3 separate regions of the Homo sapiens genome follow, and regions 1 and 3 are each linked to region 2. The links are chromatin contacts, found by Hi-C or POLR2A ChIA-PET in ENCODE. All regions are on one chromosome and are shown on one strand. Each heading gives the region's core, a stretch centred on a gene start or an enhancer-like site at or near the end of the contact. The rest is flanking DNA. Distances are from core to core; before and after follow the strand shown.

Evidence for each region. A loop is a pair of places that touch in the nucleus more often than their neighbours do. ChIA-PET counts read pairs that join two places held with the same protein, here RNA polymerase II (POLR2A). Pooled maps may share reads with other maps.
Region 1: a map of PC-3 shows a loop between it and region 2 (7-fold over the local background). The contact joins the promoter of ANKRD22 here to the promoter of FAS in region 2. A Hi-C loop is called at or near these places in 6 of 168 maps with a recorded cell type or tissue (CD14-positive monocyte, Calu3, PC-3 and 3 more) and 8 of 50 pooled maps. POLR2A ChIA-PET finds 5 or more read pairs at or near these places in 3 of 52 experiments (A673, MCF 10A and Panc1).
Region 3: a loop to region 2 is called in a map with no recorded cell type, with 6 times the contacts of the local background. The contact joins the enhancer-like site here to the promoter of FAS in region 2. A Hi-C loop is called at or near these places in 6 of 37 single-sample maps with no recorded cell type and 13 of 50 pooled maps. POLR2A ChIA-PET finds 5 or more read pairs at or near these places in 5 of 52 experiments (OCI-LY7, activated CD8-positive, alpha-beta memory T cell, activated T-cell and 2 more).

Annotation. Positions count from the first base shown.
Region 1 is chr10:88,850,444-88,853,701 of GRCh38, forward strand. ANKRD22 (ankyrin repeat domain 22) reads right to left here and starts at 1,401. Exons shown (of 6, transcript NM_144590.3): 1 at 1,144-1,401. The coding sequence starts at 1,164.
Region 2 is chr10:88,989,107-88,992,110 of GRCh38, forward strand. FAS (Fas cell surface death receptor) reads left to right here and starts at 1,692. Exons shown (of 9, transcript NM_000043.6): 1 at 1,692-1,800. The coding sequence starts at 1,771. FAS-AS1 (FAS antisense RNA 1) reads right to left here. Exons shown (of 1, transcript NR_028371.1): 1 at 2,316-3,004. It also overlaps a transcript of ACTA2 not described here. RefSeq lists a silencer at 388-437 and enhancers at 845-1,356, 1,357-1,867, 2,008-2,417, 2,548-2,627.
Region 3 is chr10:89,162,553-89,165,910 of GRCh38, forward strand. No RefSeq gene overlaps it. Among named protein-coding and RNA genes, the nearest start is that of CH25H, 43 kb to the right of the region's middle. RefSeq lists an enhancer at 1,027-1,076. Within about 2 kb of position 1,264, at least 9 of the 41 ENCODE cell types and tissues checked have a DNase peak (open chromatin) inside an H3K27ac peak, as active enhancers do.

The sequences.
Region 1 (3,258 bases), core at 151-2,650, 140 kb before region 2:
TCTTTCTTTCTCAGGATGGTGGTAAACAGATCACCCCTATGTCAGAACCACCTGGGATGCTCCTTTTAAAAAGTATACTTTTGTATCCTACCATAGACTGAGTGAAACAGACTCTCTGGGTTGGAGTCCCTTGAAACTGCATTTCAAACAAACTTCTCTCCCTGACACTTGGGCAGTCTAAAGTTTGAGAGTTACCAGAGTAGCATTTAAAAGCACTATATGTTTTGTCATTTTCATGTATATGATCCCTTCATGAGGCTAAAATCACTGAGCAAGACATACCTAGAGTTATAAACCAATCAAACACTGCATTTGCACACACGGAGAGATATATACACACATGGCATTAGAAATAACTGCAAATAAACTGTCTTTAATACTAGATCAAAACTATCCAAGAAGGTTCCCCTGAGCATCTGCAATGAAATGCAGATTAACCAGTTAATTGTGTCAGAGGAGAGAGAGAGTAAATTATGTATAATGACATCATTACACCTCTTGTACTCTTGTCTAAACATTCCTTGCTTGTACTTTCTTGAAACATCATTAAAAATCCATTTGATTCTAATAAGTTACTTCCAATACAAGTAAAAGTACCTCAGTATTTATCAGATGTGAAAAGAAAATAATCAAATCATCAAAATATGTTATTATTCCTCTTCTTCATAGTGATAGTCTTTACTAATATTTACTAAAGGTGAATCTCCCTTCAAATACCAAGCTGAAAGGCATTACTCTGGTCATGTGGTTCCATAAAAGAGGCAGTCAATCTTTTGGATATTTAGAAAATCCAATTGAGTACAATTTTCTCTTTTTCTCTGAGTGTTTGTCATGAGAAAAGCACAACTCAAACTCGATTTTGTCCAAATTATCCTTGCAAACATCCAGATACTATGAAATGTGTATTATATTCATCTCAACTTAGATCTAGCTAATATTTTAGAATTACAAAATACTTTGTCTTAAACTATTAAGAATATCAACAAGAATAACACATAGGACTTTATTTTTTCTGACTTAATGCTCCCCCAGGGAGTTGAACAGACAAAACAGAAATATATTAACAGGGATAGAAAATTGCATCTGAAAAGCATGAGTAACTTTTAACATCTTTGGAACTCTGCTTTCAGAAAGGTGATGTACCTCAGAGTATAGGATTCCCATGCTGGTCCTTCACAGGCTTACTTCACCTCTACAGCTCCTTGAATCTTCTGGAGGTATTTCTGATGAATATCAAAATCCTTCCTGGCTGAGAGGAAAGTCCCTAGAAGTCCAAGCTGGTGGCAAGCTCCAGGAGTGCTTTTCTAGCAAACACCTGTCAGTGCTTTTCCAGCAGCTCAGGCAGCAGCACACCTTCCAGAGAGCCCAGCCCAATGAAACAAAGGCACTGGTGTCATGTGTAACGACCCAAGCCTGTATCATCTAATGTTACAACCCTGAGGAGCCGGTTTCTGAGTCATATTTGCTCTGCCAGTGGTAACATGCAGGAAAGAAGGAAGCAAAGTTAAGGGAGGAAGAAAAGTTCTTACATTGGCAGGAAGGACTCACGGTTCAAACCAAGATACTGTATTTCAGACATTTCGTAATCAAAATCTGGTTTTCAGTGGCCATTGAGAAAGGCTAGAGACCAACAAACTTACTTGTGAGAGCCACACGTGTCTGGCAAAGAACTTGAAAAATAATCTTCAAAATTCTCAGCCTAACAAGTAACGCTTTTCCAGCTATTTATGCAGTTTTGTAAACTAATAAATTTACTAACATAATAAATCTTAAGTTGTTTTAAATATTCCAATACTATTCACACATTTAGCCAAATTACTTTATAATATTCAATTTAAAAATCATAAGTCTAAAATCAAATACTCTGTTATGCATTTTAAATTGCATCATCAATTTATTTATCAAACATGCTAGTATGCCCAATCTCTTAAATATTGTAAACATTTTATATGCTATATATGATATCATTCACACATTTTCCTTGAACTGAATACAATCACATCAAACTTTCCCAGAATTGAAACACTCGACCGTCCACACACCCATTATAACCATGGGACCAGCCCAAATGGGCCGTACTTTGTTGATAACAAATGTCAATTTACTCTGTAGATATAACAGAGCCAAAAACTGTAAGTCATTTAGCCCAGGCATGCACAATAAAAATGTTTTTGCCTCTAACAGAACCTAGAACAAATGATCCCTCCCCTGGGAACCAAGAAGACAAGGACATGACGGGAACCTAAATGCAGGACCTCTTTCAGAAGCTAGGGGCTCATTGGCCCAAAAGATCCAGGGCTGAAATCTGCCTCAACATACCTTACCTTTAGTGGTCAAATTTGAAGCCCTTCAATCAGTCCCTGCCAAACCAACATTCCTAAATCCTTTCCCTCACCCTCTAAGCCATACATTTTCTCAGATTCCAAACTGGGGAGGCAGATTTGAGCCCACCTCCTGTCTCCTTGCTGACCTGTCTTGCAATAAAGTTTTTCTTTCCTCAAAACCCAGTGTCCAGATATTGGCTTCTGTGAGCAGGGGGCAGCAAGCCTATTTGCTCAATAATATCATGGAAGAAATAGTTCAACCATCTCAAACCAATTGATGTGATTTTCCCAATCAGTTGAGGCTCCTTAGTGGCCAGAAACTAGTGACCAGGATACTAGGCCTGTGCTTATAAATATTCAGGGAAATTCTTCTTACTCCACTGGTGGATATACTGAGCTATTTTTATAATTATTTCAAAGATTTTATGTTTCACTATGCAGTTGACATCGAGGCCAGCCTCTCTGGAGTTTAAGAATTAGCTAATTCTTCCGTTGGAGGAGAGGGAAGTCTGCAATACCCACTAAAATTGCAGCTGACTTCCTCTTTGGCTTGGTTTGATTTTGTATTTCTGTAGACTCTTAAGACATTTAAGTGTCTTCCCATTGACTTAGAAAAACATTAATGGTATATCCATTGGGTACTTCACTCTGTTATGCAATATTTTGTAACCTCTGGTAGCCTCTTTTGTAACCTCTTTCAACTAATTTGTGTGGACAGAACTCTTCACTGTCATTGCTTCTCTCCTAAGGTTGCTGCTAGCTTTCTTCTTCAAGCTCTTTCCTCCCTGACTGAGCTCTAAATGTTTCTTTAACTTTCAATCAGGATCAAAACTCATTTTATTAGATTCTGCATCTCTTGACAACATCTGGTTCTAAAGGAACAGTACTCATTATAATTGCAAATGATGTAGGGTTAGCTCAAAAAACAAACCAA
Region 2 (3,004 bases), core at 442-2,941:
GCTACATTTTTTTATTTGTAAAGTAAGTTTAATAATCACTCATCTCACTGGGCTATAATGATAAGTATTAAGTAAGGAAGATCCACATATGTGAGTTGCTGGCTTATAATTCACACTCAAGAGATACTGATTTTGTCAATTGTCCTTTCCCCTTTTTTTCTCTCTTCCCTCCTTCCATTCCTTCTTCCCTTACCTCTCCTTTCCTTCCCTCACACCCCTTTTCCTTCCTTCTTTTTACATTTTTTTATTTAAATGAACTTTTCATTTTGGAATAGTTTTAGGATTTCAAAAAATTTGCAGAGATAATACAGAGAATGCCCATATACCATCCTCCTTATCCCACTTCTTTTTGTGTCTATTAGATGCTCAGAGTGTGTGCACAAGGCTGGCACGCCCAGGGTCTTCCTCATGGCACTAACAGTCTACTGAAAGGTGGAACAGAGACAAGCCTATCAACACCTACAAGACTGGTGGTAAGTGCAGTGACAGATGCAAAACACAGGGTGATGGAAAGCCCTCAGGAGGGTAACCTAACCTAGATTTGAGGGCCCAAACAGGCTCCAGAAGAAAATGTCAACTGAGAGGAAGCCTGAAGGATGAACAGTGGGCTAAGCAAAGGGTTATTAATGTGTTATTAATGGGTTGAATCTAATTGGGAAGGGAGAGAGGTTGCAGAGTGAGGTGCAGAGCTTGGTGGACGATGCCAAAGGAATACTGAAACCTTTAGTGTGTCCAGTCTGGAACTGCATCCAAATTCAGGTTCAGTAATGATGTCATTATCCAAACATACCTTCTGTAAAATTCATGCTAAACTACCTAAGAGCTATCTACCGTTCCAAAGCAATAGTGACTTTGAACAGTGTTCACCAGAGCACGAAAGAATTACAAGATTTTTTTTTAAAGAAAATTGGCCAGGAAATAATGAGTAACGAAGGACAGGAAGTAATTGTGAATGTTTAATATAGCTGGGGCTATGCGATTTGGCTTAAGTTGTTAGCTTTGTTTTCCTCTTGAGAAATAAAAACTAAGGGGCCCTCCCTTTTCAGAGCCCTATGGCGCAACATCTGTACTTTTTCATATGGTTAACTGTCCATTCCAGAAACGTCTGTGAGCCTCTCATGTTGCAGCCACAACATGGACAGCCCAGTCAAATGCCCCGCAAGTCTTTCTCTGAGTGACTCCAGCAATTAGCCAAGGCTCCTGTACCCAGGCAGGACCTCTGCGCTCTGAGCTCCATTCTCCTTCAAGACCTCCCCAACTTCCCAGGTTGAACTACAGCAGAAGCCTTTAGAAAGGGCAGGAGGCCGGCTCTCGAGGTCCTCACCTGAAGTGAGCATGCCAGCCACTGCAGGAACGCCCCGGGACAGGAATGCCCATTTGTGCAACGAACCCTGACTCCTTCCTCACCCTGACTTCTCCCCCTCCCTACCCGCGCGCAGGCCAAGTTGCTGAATCAATGGAGCCCTCCCCAACCCGGGCGTTCCCCAGCGAGGCTTCCTTCCCATCCTCCTGACCACCGGGGCTTTTCGTGAGCTCGTCTCTGATCTCGCGCAAGAGTGACACACAGGTGTTCAAAGACGCTTCTGGGGAGTGAGGGAAGCGGTTTACGAGTGACTTGGCTGGAGCCTCAGGGGCGGGCACTGGCACGGAACACACCCTGAGGCCAGCCCTGGCTGCCCAGGCGGAGCTGCCTCTTCTCCCGCGGGTTGGTGGACCCGCTCAGTACGGAGTTGGGGAAGCTCTTTCACTTCGGAGGATTGCTCAACAACCATGCTGGGCATCTGGACCCTCCTACCTCTGGTGAGCCCTCTCCTGCCCGGGTGGAGGCTTACCCCGTCTTAGTCCCGGGGATAGGCAAAGTGGGGCGGGCGCGGGACGCGTGCGGGATTGCGGCGGCAGCGGCGCACGCGGGCACCTGGGAGCGGCGGGCTGCTGCGGGAGGCGTTGGAGACTGGCTCCCGGGGGCTGTTAGGACCTTCCCTCAGGCCCGGGTGCTCAGAACGCTGGAGGACTTGCTTTTCTTGGGCCTTGATGCGAAGTGCTGACCCCGCTGGGCAGGCGGGGCAGCTCCGGCGCTCCTCGGAGACCACTGCGCTCCACGTTGAGGTGGGCGTGGGGTGCGGACAGGAATTGAAGCGGAAGTCTGGGAAGCTTTAGGGTCGCTGGAGGGGGACCCCGGTTGGAGAGAGGAGCGGAACTCCTGGACAAGCCCTGACAAGCCAAGCCAAAGGTCCGCTCCGGCGCGGGTGGGTGAGTGCGCGCCGCCCCGCGGGGGCGGGGAGAGAGCCTGCAGCCTTCAGAACAGATATTGCTCATTTTCTGGCAGTTCTCAGACGTAGGAAATAAGTCAGCACCGAAGCAGTGGTTAAGCCGGAGGGCTCGGAAGAACGGCACCTTTTCTTTCTCGAAAAAGTTATATGGGGGCTGAATGAGCTTCTGGAGGCTTGTTTACCGTTTTTTATTGTCACACAGAAAAAGAAACTGCCTTGTCTCCCTTCCGGGAATTCTCTCTTTAAGACTGTAAGTCGCTGCCTGAGTGGTTTCATTTTGTTTTGTTTTTCTGCCCTTCTCTTTCTTCTTTTGCCCTTTCTTAGCTTGCACTCCCATGGTGATTTCTGCTTGGTCTCCTGCTGGGGTTGGTGGTACTCGTTCCCACCGCACAGAACCCGGCGCCTATTATTGGCCAAGAAACTTGAGCAGCCTGTTTTGAAAAGTCCCTCGCTCAGAAATGCCAGCTTGCAGATGGCTAATCAAAGAGACGTGGATCCAGGAGGCTCATTTGAGTACCGGAGCCTCTGAGAGTCCATGGATTTTTATTTTATTGGGCCCCAACAAAGTGCCAGGCATAGCGAGAGAAGTGTTTACAAATGTGATCTCCGCGGATTCTCACGAGAGCCATGTAGTGGGGAAGATAACCACATCCCCATTTTACAGATGGCGAAATGAGGTTCAGAGAGCTTCAGTAATTCAGCCAAGATCACACAGCTAGTAAATGGGAGATATG
Region 3 (3,358 bases), core at 14-2,513, 170 kb after region 2:
TTTCAGCTATAAAATATGGATATTAAACTACATCTGGAAGAATTATGAAGCATAAATAGGAACATACAGGAAAGTGCTTAGCATGGAGTTGGGGTATGAAAAGAACTTAATAAATATCAGTTATTCTCATCATTTTTATTTGATTCTGTGATAAAGGTCAAGGCAATTGTTTTCTGTAATGTTAGCAACATCTTACTGCTTAATTCTTTTATGTCTGTTGGTTGGTTGATTTGTTGCTGAGTTAACTAGTTGCTTTGTTTGGTTTGGATGTAAGCAAAACAAAGGATCATCCACCAGACCCCTCTTTGAACTTTTCTGGTATATATCATAAAACCCATTATGTAATGGCTCCAATTTGCTGCAAAGAAATGAACTGCCAAAGTATGATGTTACTTGCTCATGATATATTTAGAGATTATAACTTCTAATTTATTTTGAATTTAGCAGTGAACCTAAGGTTAAGAGGTGGCAGCAACTAATTTCCTCTGCTTATTTTCTTAATTTTTATTGTAACGATTGCATTCTTAGTATAATTATCTGTAAAAAATTGTTGTCTCCTCCATGAGATTACCTATAATCACGTTAAGTGCAAGACTCCATACCTAACACAGTGCCTGGCTCATAGTAGATGCTCAATAAACATTCCATGAATAATAAATGGAATATCTATTGCACATCTAATGTATGCCCTGAAATTATTTAATTTTTAAAACAATCATGCAAGGTAAATGTTATTATTCTCATTTCACAGATGAAGCAGTTGAACTCAGAGTTAATGAAGCTGCCAAAGAGACTGAAATTACATGACCTAAACTCAGGCTGTAGTAACCTTGGTGCTGGTGGCTGAGGCAGGACTGGCCCTGGATAGAATGTAGTAAGTGTGGGTCTCAGCTTGGCACTTCTCAGAGGCAGCTTTCTATTCTCCTCCCTGGTAAGGCCAATCTTAGTGGTTACCTTTATGTAAAGTAGAACTATGTCCTGTGCCAAGCAAGATAAGCAGCTCTATGCATGTCCCTAAGAAGCTAAAATAGATGCTCATCATCCCAGTCTGCAAATTAAGCCAAAATTTCAGTGTCACTAGCAGTCAACTCTCCAAAGACAAATAGGTTGTAATCTAGTTTCAGAAAGGAAAAAGTGACTAGTTGTCTGAAAGAACTGACATCACCTGCAAGCTAAGTACCTTTTCCTGTATCTGTGGGCTTTCTGCTCACCCTGGCTGTCTTGCTGTGCTCACTTGTACCAGATGGACGGCGAAACAAGACTTGCCAGGAAACTGAAACTTGCAACCAAACGAGAGAGACCAATTGCCAGACAGCGTGTCTCAACACTGCTCCGTCAGCACACAACTTATGTAATCGCCTGTTTATGCAACAGAGTACATGAATTTTAATTGATAGCACTGTTAGGTTTGATTCAGTGTCATCTAGTAGAGAGTTCTTCACTGGAAATTCTACTTGTGGTTCTACCACTAAATTTGTGGTATTAGGGGGTGGGAGGAAAAGTCAGAACCAGCTCTGTTTGCAATAATGCAACTCAATGCTGTATTCAAGGAGAAGTGGAGTGAACAGAGGGATGCTTCTTCAAAGTTGAACACATTGGAAAAAATGAAGAATTTGTAGCAGGGTTAGAGGAAATACAATAAGATATCAAGAACCTTATAACGTCTAAGTAACCAAAGCTGAGACAAGAGTGTTAGAAAAAGGAAGCTGTGTCTTTAGAACTAACAGTAAGTATAAAGCTCTCCACAGAGGAAGCATCTGCGCGCTTAGGTCTCACTTTAAATATCAGATCCTCTAGGAAGCCTTCACTACTTCCCCTACACCCCAAAACTGACTTAAAGAGTCATTGTGTGTGTTCAAGTAGCACCTTCTCTTCCACCTGTTATAGCCTGCATTGCACAACATCCTAACCAATGGCTTACTTGTCTCTCTTTCCACAAGTGTCAAAAATTTACCAGGACAGTGCTGGGACCTCATTCACTGTCATGACCCTTGCACCAAGCTCAAATCCTGGTATGTAATGAGCACCTCGGAAGAATTTGTTGAATTAATGAATAAACAGTGTCCCATGTTACACAAAATAGTGATGATCCCACTGAAGACCATCAAAGCCAAAGATGAAGGGAACATAAAAGAAGATATAGAACAACAAGAAGGAAGAGGAGGAAGAGTTGAAGGGAAAAGAGTTGGAGCAAGGAGAGGAAGGTGAAAAGAAATGAAGAAAGAGGATGGTAAGGAAGAAGAGGAAGGGAAGAGGAGTTGAATGGAGAAGAGGAGGAAAGAGGAGAAGGAGGAGGAATGATGAGGAGGCTGAGAATAAGAGATGAATGAGGAGGAGGAGGAGGAGTAAAAACAGCTTCAAAGAAAAGAAGTAGGAATAAACTCTGCCTCACAGAATATCATGACAGACATAAGGCTTATCCTCCAAATGGAAAAAAATGCGAAGCAATAGAAGTACTTGGAGGATCCCAAGCACTTCCAGGTAATGGTATGCAAAGTCCTGCAGTGGGAATGGTAGCAGCTGTGTGGAGTCCTGATATGGCCACTAGGGATGTCTTACTGGAGTGAGTGTACGTACGCTACCTGAACCTTATCTCGCTGCTCTCTCCTGCTGAGTCAGGGAGCAGATAACCCTCTCAGAAGGGTCTGAGGGACAATGAAGTTTGAAGGAAAGAAGCTGAGTGAGCTAAAGAGACATAAAGGACCAACATGGCACCTGGTGACCTAGGTTTGAATCCTAGCTCCTTCAATTATCATGAAATGGCCTTTGGAAAATTATTGCATTTTCTGTAGCCTCAGTTTACCTACCTATAAATCTATCACAATAATAGCATTCTCTTCGCATTGTAATGAAGATTAAATTAAATGAGATAGCATATAATTACCATAAAGCATCTAGCCCAAAAGCTCCTGATATGTAGCAGTTGCTCAACAAATACTTGTTTCCTTTCTTCCTCCTGGTTGAAAAGAGGTTTTGTTGTCCTTATTTCTGCGCACAGGCATTTGGAATTCAAAAGGAAAAATCTGATGGGAATAGCAACTCTAAAGGTGGTAGTGGATTTTGGGAGATCTATTGCAGGGATCTGTCCTCCGTGTTATCCTGTTTACGTTTTCCCTCCAATAACTTAAATGCAGTTAGAAAGAGACTGAATATCAAAATGTATGAGACAAAAAGCTAAGTTTAGGACTATGAACGATGGCAGCATTAGGTTCCAAAAAGATTTTAGTCAGCCGGAGGAACAGGCTTGACTAAAGTTCACAGAATGCAAAATGAAAGTGTAAGTTCCCACACCTGGGTTCAACAACTCAAGTGTGTAAATGTAAACATCATACCTAGATTGATTGATACTGAACATTAT